Linked DNA regions of Homo sapiens: region 1 is linked to region 2. A link is a contact called in ENCODE Hi-C or POLR2A ChIA-PET data. All regions are on one chromosome and are shown on one strand. Each heading gives the region's core, a stretch centred on a gene start or an enhancer-like site at or near the end of the contact. The rest is flanking DNA. Distances are from core to core; before and after follow the strand shown. Region 1 holds the start of CHAC1 (ChaC glutathione specific gamma-glutamylcyclotransferase 1). Region 2 holds the start of BAHD1 (bromo adjacent homology domain containing 1).

Region 1 (3,603 bases), core at 1,026-3,525, 510 kb after region 2:
TGTGTATGTGCACATTTTTCTGTCATGTGAATGGTAAATTGACATAATTTCCTTAAACATTTAGCTAATTTTGGATATTTAAGTAGTTTTTCTTCTTTTGTTTTTGCTATAATATGTAAAGGTCGGGCGTGGTGGCTCACGCCTGTAATCTCAGCACTTTGGGAGGCCAAGGTGGGCGGATCACAAAATCAGGAGTTTGAGATCAGCCTGGCCAATATGGCGAAACCTCGTGTCTACTAAAAATACAAAAATTATCCAGGCGTGGTGGCAGGTGCCTGTAGTCCCAGCTACTCGGGAGGCTCAGGCAGGAGAATCGCTTGAACCTGGGAGGCGGAGGTTGCAGTGAGCCGAGATTGTGCCACTGCACTCCAGCCTGGGCAACAGAGAGAGACTCCACCTCAAAAAAAAAAAAAAAAAAAAAAAAAAAAAAAAAAAGTAACAATGCATTGAAAATCTTCAGGCATATGGCTTTTCCCGTATTTTGAATAATTTCCTGAAGGAGTATTGGGTCAAAGGGCAGGGATATTTTGTGATTCTTGACTTGTATCACCAAGCTGCTTTCTCAAAGGGTTGTTTGTGCCAATTCAGATACTTCAGCAATATGTGGATACCAGTTTCCCACTTCCCGGACTACAACCCACAGCTGGTGAGTGGAAAAGAGGACATTCTTCTAAGAAGCTACCAACAAAGGAGGTGCTCATATGAACGAAAGGGGACAGGATAGAAGAGAAGAGGGAGACTGAATGTGGGAAATGGAGAGAAAGCGAAAAAGAAAGGAATAACCAGAAAGGACCATTTGCTGGTAATTTTTTTTTTTTCCTGATTGGAAAAGTAATTCATGCTCCCTGTAAAAATCCAGACTTTTTCATTACTGTTTAAGTTTGATACTGAAAGTCCTCCTCTGGTGCCAGCCTCTGCTAACTGTTTAGGTATATTCTTCCAGATTATTTATTACACGAATACTTTTTGTTTTTAAAGAAATAGCTTTGTACTATACACACTGTTGTGCAAGTTTCCCACTTATATCTGCGACACCTTCGGAATGAATATGTGAAGTGTGAAGATCACGTTTAGTTTAAATATTGAATTAGAATCGAATGAGAAGCCATGTTGCACATTGCCCCTGCCAGCCATCTCCTGGCCAGTTTAGAGAGAAGGCCTTCAGCTGCCTCTGTTTCCCTTTTACAGTCAGTGACATCCCCTGAGGGCAGTCCCTTGCTGCGTATTGGGTCAACCCCCGGCGGCCTGTGGACTCGGCTGGGAGGCCAGAAGCCGAGGGAGAAGACCAGTAGCTGGCCATAGTCTTGTGGGGGCCTCACTGGGCCCTCCTTGCCCGCTGCTCCCGGAACCTTGTGCCTATGGATTAATCATTGCTGCAAAATCTCACGTCCAGGAAGAATTAAACCCATCGCCTTGGGGGCAAGACTAGCCTGGCTTTTGCATCTTTATAGCCTTTCTCCGCAGGTGCAGCCACCACCTCCAAAGTGACTGCCGGTCGGTCCAAGCGCTCTAACAGGCTCTTCCCCGAGCCTACCTGGGCTCGAGGGGTCCCACACCTGGTCCGGGGCGTAGCCCATGTGAGGCCTGCAAGCTCCGGGCGCCTGGCCTACCTAACTCAGCCCCGCAGTCTCTGCAGAACCCCCTGCAGCCCCGTGGCCCAGTTTCTCCATTTGCTCACAATGGCCAACGGCGTGAGGCACTTGAGCGGAATGCGGACGGTGCCTCCGACAGCTTTCCCGCAGTGCATGATCTCAGGAGGGGCCCCAGAGACGGAAGTTTACGACGCCCAGAGCGCTCCTTCTGGACGTGCCCTGGACTCGACTTGGGACTGAGTCTGTGCCGCCTAGGCTGGCAGGGACTCGGCCAGATGCACTAGCGGCAAGGCTGGGCTGACACCGCCTGGGACTCGCTCGCCGTACCTCCAAGGGGCCCAGGTCATGAGGGGGCGGCTGGGGAGACGCCCGCCCGGTGCCCGCCCTGGGCCCGGCGGGTGCCCCCTGCCCGCCGCCTGACGCAATCCGAGGCGCCCTTGCTGCATGCCGGCGCTGGAGAAACCTCCCCTGCCGTTGCATCACTCCTGCCAGGTTTGCCACAGAGGTGGAGCTGAACCAATCAGCGGGCGCGCTGGGCCCGCGGCGCGGTTAAGTGAGAAGCAGAATCCGAAGTTGATTGGCCAAAAGGGGATTTGCCCCACCCCAATCACCGCGGCAGCTGGCCGCGGTGGGCGTGGTCTCCCGGCAAGAAGGTTTAAAGGGCGCCTCCATGGGGGGCGCTCAGCTGGAGCTACCGAGCGGTGCCAGGCCAGGTGTGTGCGTCCGTCGGTCTTTCCGTGCCCACGCCGGAGACCAGCCCCGGAGGCCGCCTGGGCCTATCCCTGTGCCAGGCACCATGAAGCAGGAGTCTGCAGCCCCGAACACCCCGCCCACCTCGCAGTCCCCTACGCCGTCCGCTCAGTTCCCCCGAAACGACGGCGACCCTCAAGCGCTGTGGATTTTCGGGTACGGCTCCCTGGTGTGGAGGCCCGACTTCGCCTACAGCGACAGCCGTGTGGGCTTCGTGCGCGGCTACAGCCGCCGTTTCTGGCAGGGAGACACCTTCCATCGGGGCAGCGACAAGATGGTGAGCATCCAACCGTGCCCAGGGGAGTGAGGGGGTTGGGGGCGGGATACTGGGCGCCAGTGCCCTGGAATGTCCGGGGCTCTCTGGGCCAATAGAAAGAAATGTGTAAACCTGTGTCTGGGGTTTGTGGCTCATTTAAATGTATGTGCCCAGTGCATCACTGTGATGGCTGGAGTCTGTGAACCTGTGGATCCCTGTGTTGATCACCAACTGGGACCACTGACATGTCAGTGTTTCTGGACGTTTCTCCTACATCCGTGCATCGCTCCCCCACCTTCCCCTGCATGAATGGGACTCAGCATGCAGAGTGGGGCACTTGGAGGCCCGGGTCAGCGGGATTGATAAAGGTTTCCTTGCTGATGGCAGAGCTGATTTCTAACTTGTCTATTTCAAAATATTTCTTCCCTCCCTAGCCTGGCCGTGTGGTGACGCTCCTTGAAGATCATGAGGTAAGTGCCCGAATCATGAAGGGGAACCCTGGCCCAGTGTGAAGGGGGACCAGCAGAGAGAGCTCATAGGCTCTTGGCTGCAGGCTAGCTCTGTCTGATGCTTCTCTGGCAGAGTAGAAACGTGTTCTAGCTCAGTGCTTCTCACCAAATCACATGAGGATCTTGTTAGAATGCAGATTTTAGTTCAGTAGCATGAGAATGGGTCCTGAGACACAGCATTCCTAACTAGCTTACAGGTGATGCCACCACATCCTGGACCACACTTTGAGGAGGAATCCTGTCTTCCCTGGTACTAGACCACTTTGTCAACTGTTTTTTTTTTTTGTTGTTGTTGTTGTTGTTTTGTTTGTTTGTTTTTGAGACAGAGTCTTGCTCTGTTGCCCAGGCTGGAGTGCAGTGATGCAATCTTGGCTCACTGCAACATCTGCCTTCCAGATTCAAGCGATTCTCCCACCTCAGCCTCCCGAGTAGCTGGGATTACAGGCATGCGCTACCACACTCAGCTAATTTTTGTATTTTTAGTAGAGACGGAGTT
Region 2 (3,568 bases), core at 33-2,532:
CTCCCCCGCCTGAATTGGGAATGAGGCTTTGTTCAGGGGTGAACTCAGCATTTCTCGAGAACCTACTGTGTGCATATCCCGGGCTTAGTGAAGTCCTAGGCGGGCTCTGGCACCACCAGGTGCCCAAGACACAGCTCCTTCCCGCACCTAACAGGGACTTCCCATCTCTCTCTGTGCCCTTAGCCTGCTGTGCCCACCCACCCCACTGACCCCGCGAGCGTGCTCGGGCTTGGGAGGGCACGTCTGTGGGGGTGAGAGACGGAGCCACAGCATTTGGTGACTAGGGGGAAGCCAGGTAAGTGTCTACACTTGGTTCTCCCGTAGCTTGGGGACGCGAGGGAGGGAGTCCAGCCGCTCCTGTCAGGCTGCCCGCCCCTTTCTCCCTCCCCCGGAGAGCTCTGATGTTCCCCGCGGTGGTGGAAGAGGGTGTGTGGGTGTCAAGGACTCACAGACCAGGCTCTGCTGTCAGCTGGAAATGGATGAGGGCTCCACACTCTGCTTCTGAAGAGGGTGAATTAGGAGCTGGGGTTGGGGGCGGTAGGTGAAGGGCAGAAAGAGGAAAAAGAGATGCGGGTGAGGGGTTACCGAGCCAGGACCGACCTTGCTGGAAAGGAAAGGAGACGTGGCAGGCAGGGAAGTCGGAAAGATGAGGCAAGGGCGGGAGGGGCTTCTCAGCAGTCGGGGCCCTTTTGCAGGAGTCTGGGGCCCTTTCTGCAGGAAAGGGGGGTTGTTCTCGCTTGATTTTCGGCTGGTCTTCCTGAAGCTTTGCCCTGGGGGCAGCAGCCTCCGGCGAGGATGGGGTGTTCCTCGGCCCGCAGTTTTCTCCAGCGCGTGCTGGGGAGGATTTGGGGGAAAGGGGATGCGGAGGGGTGATGGCCAGGGCGGGGGGAGATAAGATTTTTCCGGGGGGGCTAGCAGCTGGGAGATTGGGGTCGAGTCACCGTGGGATACGGGCTCAGGTTCTGAAGACGAAGAGAAAAATCCAAGAAGCCGGCAAAGAAAATCACCCCTTGCCACCACCCTTGGCACGGCACCCCTCCCCCAAGGCCCCACCACTCCCCGCACCGCCTCCCCCGGCCGCCTCGTGCTGCCCCCTGCGTTGGGACGACCGACCCACGGTTCTGATTGGTCAGAGACCGGGAGGGGGAGCCGAGGGCCGGATTGGCTGGCGGAGCCAGCGCAGGGCGGGGCGGCTGATTGGCGGAGCTGGCCGAGGGGCGCGCTGCTGATTGGCTGGGGACGAGGAAGCAGGAAGGAGGGCGGCGGAGGCTCCGCTCTCGGGGAGTTTGTGGGGGAACCGCGAGCGGCGTAGCGGATCCCGGAGCCCGGCCCCCGCCGCCCGCCCGTCCGGCTGCCTGCCCCGCCCGTCCGGCCCCCGCCGTCCGCCCGCCCCGGCCAGGCGCGCCCGCCCCCCCCGACGGCCCCGCCCGGCCGCGGTCCCCGCTCCGCCCGCCCGGCCCCGGCCCCCAGGAGGAGGCGCTGACGCAGCAGCGTGGAGCCCGGGAATTGAGCGCCCCCGGGGGGTTCCAGCCGCCGGATTCCAGCCCGGCCGGGGCCTGCGGGCGCCCAGAGCCGCGCCGTCCGCGCCGCCCGTTCTGGTGAGTCAGGGGCCGGGGTCGAGGAGGGGGAAGGGGCGAGCTGGAGGGAGGGAGCGAGCGAGGTAGGCAGAAGAGCGAAGGGGGAGAGCACCGGCCGCCCGTCAGCGCGCCCCACCGAGCGCGCCGCGCCACCGCCCCCGCCAGCCCGGGAAGGGACGGACGGACGGACGACGCGAAGCAGGTGCGGCCGCCCGCCCGCTCGCGCCACCTCCCTCCCCTGGGTCCGGCACCACGGTCCCGCCATCGGGGAACGCGGCGCGCCTCGAGGTGACAGCCCCCGGGGGCCGCCCGCCTTGCAGGCCGGGGGCGGGGTGGGTGGCGGCCGCAGGGTGGCAGCTCGGCCGGGCGGCGGCGGCGCGGGCGTCCCGAGCTGCGGAGGGCGGGAGGACGCCGGTCTTTCCTCGCCGCGGCGGAGCCGGCTCGCCTCCGAGTGCGCGGGCGGCGAGGCCCCCGCCGCGCCCCCTCCCCCATCGCGGTCCCCGAGGCAAGGGGCCGCGGCCGGGGGCGGCGCCGCGGGATCGCCCGCTCAGGGTGGGGGGCGCCCTCCCGCGCTGGGAGCTGACCGGTTATTGCTGGATGGGGGGCAGGGGATGAGGGCCGCGCCGGGCCGGGGGCGGCAGGGGGGAGTAGTGTAGACCCGACTCGATCGGGCTGAGAGGAAGGGAGGCGCCGAAGACGGAAGGGGACCGGTTCGAAAAGCGAGTGTGGGCCGCGGGAGGCCCTGCGGGGACCTTGCGGGGCGGCGGCCGAGTCCGAGGTGTGGCGGGGGGAATCGAAGTTGTCAGACCGCCTCCAAGTGACAGCGGGACCCTGTGCTCGCGGCCCGGCCTGGTCTTGCCCTGCTCGCTCCGCCGCCTCTCTTCTGGGGCTGGGGGCCGGGTCAGGTCGGGCCCGAGGGGCTCGCTTGGCGGTGAAGCGCCGGACAAAGGCGGCGCCGGAGCGGGCGCAGGTGGTGGCGTCGGGGAGGGGAGCGGGTCCGAGGCACCCACTCCGAGGGGCGGGCGACGGGGCCGGACTCTGCCCCGGGGACTGCGGGGGCCGGGGCGCCCGCCGGGAGGAGCTGCGGCACTGGCTTGCCGCTCTAGCCGCTCGCTGTTGGCCTCGAGGCTCTGGGAAGTGGGGTCTACTTGCCGGGGGCCGAGGGGCCGGGGTGGGGGTGTATGCTCATGATGTGCCTTGGCTGGTGGCGACGGGGTTGCTACTCACCGAGGCGACAGACCCAGTGAGCCGCTGTAGAGCCTGTCAAGAATGAGGGGTTTTTCAACAAGCAGAGTCTGCCTACAGGCAGAAGTCTAACCCCACCTGGGACATCTCCTAGTCGCCCATTGTCGACAGTGTTAGAAGTGCAGAAGACTAGTTTGATTAGGACAAGAGACACCCCACCCCGTGGGCTCCCGCCAGCCCTCCGCAGCTGCCTCCAGCACTTTTCCTTAGCCACAAAGGTACCCACTTAGAAAAATGAGAAGCTGAGTTTATAAATCCAGGCAGGAATTTAATAATGAAATAAAAAGCTTTCCAGTCCTTTTACTTTGTGCCACCTGAGACTTTCCTCCCTACTCTCTTCACCTCGCTGTCTTCCACAAAAAAAAAGAAAAAGGGCCCAGAGGGACCACATGTCTTGGAGGGGCACCACTGTCCTTGGCCAGCTTGGAGGATGCTTAGGAACCACTGGCTTAAGCTGTGAGTGCCTCCATCTCCCCCGGTGACCAGCTGTGAGCTGGATGTTGTTTACCTGCTTGGAAAAACTCATTCAGAGCTCCCATGCCCTCCATGTGAACCCCACACCCAAAAGAAGAGTTGGGATCATAAGGACAGGGAAACTCAGGCTGTTTCAGAATGTGGATTTTGCTGAGAATCTGAGTTCGAGTCCCACCTCAGGTAGGGCTGGTTAGAAGCCGCTCTCAACTGTGGTTGGCTGTAATCCCACCTGGGAAAGCTGCTTGTCTGCCACTTCAGAGGGTAGCATGGGC

What was found. A loop is a pair of places that touch in the nucleus more often than their neighbours do. ChIA-PET counts read pairs that join two places held with the same protein, here RNA polymerase II (POLR2A). Pooled maps may share reads with other maps.
Region 1: a loop to region 2 is called in a pooled map, with 8 times the contacts of the local background. The contact joins the promoter of CHAC1 here to the promoter of BAHD1 in region 2. A Hi-C loop is called at or near these places in 6 of 50 pooled maps. POLR2A ChIA-PET finds 5 or more read pairs at or near these places in 3 of 52 experiments (Caco-2 and WTC11).

Annotation. Positions count from the first base shown.
Region 1 is chr15:40,951,196-40,954,798 of GRCh38, forward strand. CHAC1 (ChaC glutathione specific gamma-glutamylcyclotransferase 1) reads left to right here and starts at 2,276. Exons shown (of 3, transcript NM_024111.6): 1 at 2,276-2,619; 2 at 3,033-3,068. The coding sequence starts at 2,389. RefSeq lists an enhancer at 1,485-2,078 and a silencer at 1,750-2,009.
Region 2 is chr15:40,439,671-40,443,238 of GRCh38, forward strand. It overlaps BAHD1 (bromo adjacent homology domain containing 1), which reads left to right and starts at 1,283. Exons shown (of 7, transcript NM_014952.5): 1 at 1,283-1,598. RefSeq lists enhancers at 1-526, 1,332-1,833, 1,834-2,333 and silencers at 989-1,658, 1,085-1,270, 1,719-1,778, 2,499-2,618, 2,639-2,708.